2 separate regions of the Mus musculus genome follow, and region 2 is linked to region 1. A link is a loop called in an ENCODE intact Hi-C map of the cell type or tissue named here. Cell type or tissue: left cerebral cortex. All regions are shown on one strand.

Evidence for each region. Hi-C counts contacts between places; a loop is a spot of excess contacts. Peaks named below come from ENCODE experiments on the same cell type or tissue, not always from the same donor. Only the 100,000 strongest peaks of a DNase experiment are listed, where the experiment ranks them.
Region 2: a loop joins it to region 1, with 2.1 times the contacts of the local background. A loop is called at or near these places in 1 of 42 quality-filtered maps.

What each region holds. Positions count from the first base shown.
Region 1 is chr1:193,129,287-193,131,786 of GRCm38, forward strand. Utp25 (UTP25 small subunit processome component) reads right to left here and starts at 965. Exons shown (of 12, transcript NM_145415.2): 1 at 758-965; 2 at 205-244. The coding sequence starts at 864. In left cerebral cortex, a CTCF peak has its summit at 1,039 (motif pointing left); DNase peaks (open chromatin) are centred at 1,017 and 1,329; H3K4me3 peaks cover 1,566 bases; H3K27ac peaks cover 1,280 bases.
Region 2 is chr1:192,854,003-192,856,502 of GRCm38, forward strand. Sertad4 (SERTA domain containing 4) reads right to left here and starts at 1,750. Exons shown (of 4, transcript NM_198247.2): 1 at 1,441-1,750. It overlaps Gm15867 (predicted gene 15867), which reads left to right and starts at 926. Exons shown (of 2, transcript NR_131748.1): 1 at 926-1,076; 2 at 2,013-2,500. In left cerebral cortex, a CTCF peak has its summit at 1,047; DNase peaks (open chromatin) are centred at 991, 1,685 and 2,085; H3K4me3 peaks cover 1,676 bases; H3K27ac peaks cover 1,472 bases.

The DNA of each region.
Region 1 (2,500 bases):
GGTAGTTTCCAACCATAGCCTCTCTCATCACATGGTAATTTCTACAGCTGTCTCCATCACTTACAACCAATTGGGTAGCATTACTAAAATCACAGCTCACACCCAAAACAGAGAAACACGGGGATGCAAACCAAACTTTACGTTTACACCCAATCTTAAAGGTAACAACCCAATTCCAACTACTATAAAGAAAAAAAGCATTACCAGCTGACAAATCTGCGGCTTGGCTTCCTTCTTGGAAACCCTAAAATAGAAATAGATAACATTAAACTTTAGCTGCTAGTTCGTAACAATCACGAAAAGGCATAATGATTCTGCTTTAAATGAATACCAAAAAAAAAAAAAATGTCCAATACAGGATAATATCCAGTCAGTGTAAAAAATGAAATTCTGCATGCACAAGGGCAGAGATGATCAGCAGACAAAAGGGTAACAGACAAGAGAGCTCAATGACATCTCTTAAGAAAGGATAAGTCAGAAACTGGCTTTTAACGGCACACCGGGGTTCACCTCTCAGGGCCAACTTTATCTCCCGACCTCCCGTCCTGTTTTTGGAGACCCTTACGCGGCCCTGGCTGGGCTAAGCTGCGATTTCGCGCCTGAGCCCGCGCGTGCTCGGATGACAGGCAGCACGGCCCGCGGTCTCAGCAGGTCCCGGTGCAGAGCGCACCTCCGCAGCGGGGTTCCCGTCCTGCACCGACCGGACCCGGCTCAACTCGGCCGGAACCAGCCCTCCCGGCGGCCCGCGCACCCCGACCTGTCGTAGAAGGGGTGCTCCTCGCCGAAGTCGCGGAGGTGCTTCTTCTGCTTCTTGGTCATGGTGCTGAGCATCTGGCTGCGGCCCCGGTTCCGGCGTTTGCCCATAGCGGAAACGTCAAGCTCGCCACAAACAAACAAACAAAACACAAGGTTCCCAGTGGCAAGTTGTCGCTGTCGCACGTGGGCACGCTGGCTTTACGGCGGAGGCGGGAGCCGTAAAGCAAAGCTGCTTTACGCCCAGAGAGTACGACAGGCGTTACACCCTCTGGTCGCTATACTGCCCCCTGCCGGAGCGCCTCTAGCACATAGGCGTGTCTACGCATGCGTGATCGGAACACCAGCTCCTAGGGCTGCAGGGACTGGCTGTCTTTCCGGGATGGAGTGGCTTGCTTTGTGCTTATCTTTTACCTTTTTTTTTTTTTTTTTTTTCTCCAAAATTGAGGAGGACGAGGTTGGTGGTCCTTTGTCCCTCTCCCAGGAGCTAAGAACTGAACCCAGGACCTTGCACTGGTTTTCAAGCACTAAGCGAAATCCACAACCGCGTGGTTCGCTTTGATATGTCAATGTATGCTAGCAGAAATGGTTGAATGCTACTCAGAAGAATAAGGACCATCGCTTAAGGGTGCCCGCACACCCCACTTAACGGCACACTGTCCAGACGGATCTAGCGAGTCAGTCTGTTGAGAAAGATGCAGACACCGATGCTTAGCAAGAAAGATCATTCATTAGTCTCTGGGAGTATGTGAGGTGATCCTCTCCTGACATTGCTTCTTTAACAAAAGCAGAAACACACAAGATAAAGTAGGATCTTGTATGTGTTATCACCCAAACGAGTGAAACTGTACATTTAAAGTTGATGTGTATTAGCCTGAGTGTGAGTAATAGCCTAAACGGGCCAGGGGCGTTGCTCGCTCATATGTAGGGTGCTTAGCCAAGGTACTTTTCAAATCCTGGGGTTTGATCTTTAACACTGAGCAAAACAAACCCACACAGCAAATAAACTAGTGGTGACTCACACCTGTGATCTCAGTCCCCGGGAGGCCGAGGCAAGAGAATGAAGTGTTAGAGACCTTTACTTAAAAAATAAAATTGAGCCGGGCATGGTGGCACACGCCTTAAATCCCAGCTCTTGGGAAGCAGAGGCTGGCAGATCTCTGTGAATTTGATGTTACCCAGGGAAAATAAAACAAGACCCAACTTCTCTAAATAAACAAAGGAACGAACAAAAATAGCTGAGGCCTGTATTTCAAGGACACACAGCAATAGGTGAGGCTGTTTGACACCACACAAAGACATACTTCCCTTCAAAACTAACCGAGGTTCAATGTAAACAAAGTACTAGCTCCAGCTTAGACTCAAAGCACAACTGGAGACATCGAAACATCTTTCTGTGGAAGAGTAGGGGTTTACTCAGGTCCACCTGTCCGCCCTCTGTTCCAGGGTCATCTACTACTAATAATTAGGGTGGGAGTGGGAAAGCCAGTGGTGGTGGGGGACAACCCCCCCCCCCCAGCAAAAAAGTATCAAAAGCCATGCAAACAGAAAGGGTGGTAGCCAGCACCTGGCCTGGCCTAGGAACTCATTAATAGACATCTGTCTTCTGTCTAGTTGAAAGGTATAGTCACTTAGATAAACAAAAGGCTGTTTGCAAAGTGTCCTCACAGGTTTTATGGCTCTGGTGACCGTGTAACCTGGCTCTAACCAATAAAAGCCATACTTTTTTCTCCTTTTACTGCACCCC
Region 2 (2,500 bases), 280 kb before region 1:
TTTCCTGAATGAAGCCATTCTGGCTGCTATGGCTCAGGGTGCCGGGAATCTAACAGGGGCTACTGGACATAAAGCAGCACGACAGAAGGAGTATCCTTCTTCCTCCTGACATTGGGAATTGCAGAGCATTTTATATAAGGTGCCTCTAAGCTGCTGGAAGACAGAGTCCAACCCTGGACTGCATGGGGTGACCGCTGCAATCCAGAGAACTGCAGTGTTCTGTCCTGGAGAGCCAAATGACTTCCCCACCCACGGTCTCCAGGCGGTCCCAGGCAGAAGCTCAACAGTTTGGCTGGTTCAACCAATGGTGGAGGGAGGGGCTGGGTGGGAAGAACAAAACCCTTCAACGCTCCAAACCTGACAGGTGTCGGGTTTTTTTTTGTTTTGTTTTTTTTTCAGGTCCTTGTGGTGCCCCGGGAAGTGCAATGGCCAGCTGCAGTCCCAGGAGGCTAAGAGTTCTCTGTCGGTGTTGGGGGTTGGGAATGCAGGTGTGTGTGTGTGGGGGGGGGGACGGACACGACTAAGGAGGTCAGAGGTTTCCCACTGGGAGCTTTGGGGTTAGCATTCTCAGTCCAGGCCCTAGGAGGGGTACAGGGGTGTGACGGGTCCCTTATCCAGGGTCTCAAACAGACGCACCCTGGAGACTGGTATCACTGCCCTTAAGCCCTTTTCTGGACCGAGGGCACCGTCCGGCTAGCCGCTGGCCGCAGGGAAAAGTAAACAGCCCAAGTGTCTGGGAACAAAGGCAAGTTGTCTTCCAAGGTGCTGGAGCCCAGTGCCTCTCCTGAAGAATAAGGGCTATCATTATTCGCTCTTTCTAAAAACCAAGTTTCCTTCTATGGGAAATACACGCCAAGGTGGGATTCCAAGGCTATGACTCACAGCGGCTGGCGGGGCCACACTCCAGCCCGCAGCTGCCCTGGTCCTTCGCCGAGCTGCTGCCGCCCGCGCGGTACGCGCCGCTGGAGCTAGGGGTGGACCTTGGTGCCCCGCTCCTGCGGCCCGGCACTCGGGAAAGTTGCGGGGCCGAGGAGACTGCTAGAGGCGGGGGCGTGGGCCTGGCAGCCCGCGGGGAGGTGAGCCGAGGACAGCGCCGCCCGCAGCCAGGAGCAGGGGCGGGCGCGGAGGTGGCGGGGGACACAAGGTGTCAGCTCCGGCAGCGGCGCCTTGTTCCGCGGAACGCGCATCCCTGCGCCCCGCAGGCCCTCCTCCCTACCCTCTTGGCCCCAGGCCGACCCTCCTGCTACCCGGGGAAACCCGACTCGCCGCCACGGGGTCTTCGCCCACCGCCCGGGTCGCCTCGTGCGCGCCGCAGCTCCCGGGAAGGGCGCGCGACCCCGGAGAGCGCGCGCCGCCCCCGCGCCCCGCTGTGTCCAGCTGCGCCCTAGCCCCACGCGCGACCCTCCCCGCCCCCGCGCGCCCTGGGGTCACGGCTCTTACCGCGCGCCCCGCGCTCCAGCCGCCGCCGTCCTCCGCGCGGCCGCCGCTGCCCACGCGCCTCCCGGGCCCAGTCGGCGTGGCCGGGTACGCGGCGGCCGAGGTCCCCGCAGGTCCCGCCGCCGCCGCCGCAGACGGTTATGGAAATGAGCCGATGTGTCTGGCGAGGAGCGCGAGAAACCCGTCAATCCTGTTTGCCATTTCCCCGCGGATTTCCGAGCCTGGCTCTGCTGGATGCCCCCGGGGCGAGAGGGAACCTGACAAGCGCGCTCCCCGCCTCCCTCCGCTCTGCCAGATCGCGGGGCGCCGCGCCCCCGCCCGCCCTGCCTCCGCCCCCGCTCCGCCTCCGCCCTCGGGGCCGCGCGGGCCGCTCCCGCCCGCAGCCCGGACCCCACGCGCGCAGCCCGCGGGAGGCAGGGGCTGCAACGCACGAAGCGTTCATCGCAACCTGCCCAGACGTCTTGTCTATTTTTTAGATTTTGCTTTAGTTTTCTTATTGTGTGTGCGTGTGATTTGAAAAAAAAAATCTGTGCCTTTCCCACCCCTTACTAAAGACTTTCTTCCCCTCTGTACAGCACACGGAGATGAGAAACAGATGTCAGAGCTGGACTGAGCCTTTGCGCTCCCCCGCCCGCTCGATCCCTTCCCCAGCAGCCTGGGTGTAACAAGGCAGCACTCATCCTGCGGCCACGTGAACTGGCAGCTACTGGGTGCGGATCCCCGTGGGGGAAACCTACAAGAAAAACAAACAGACAAACAAACAAAAACTAATAAAGAAGCTTGCCCTTGGTGGAAAGGCTGTGACAGGAGCTCAAGTCATTTTATTTTATAAATAGTGATTTCCCCCCCCTCTTCTTGTAGTGGATTCTATTGGAGTTAGTTTTTGTGTGGATTTTTATTGTTTTGTTTTTGAGACTGGGTCTCACTGTGTAGACCAGGCTGGACTTGAACTTTTAGAGATCCGTATGTCTCTGTCTACCAAGTGCCACCAAGCATGGCTGGGTTTTTCTTTAAAAGCAAAACAAACAAACCGCAAACACATTGATTCATAACTGCTGTCTGG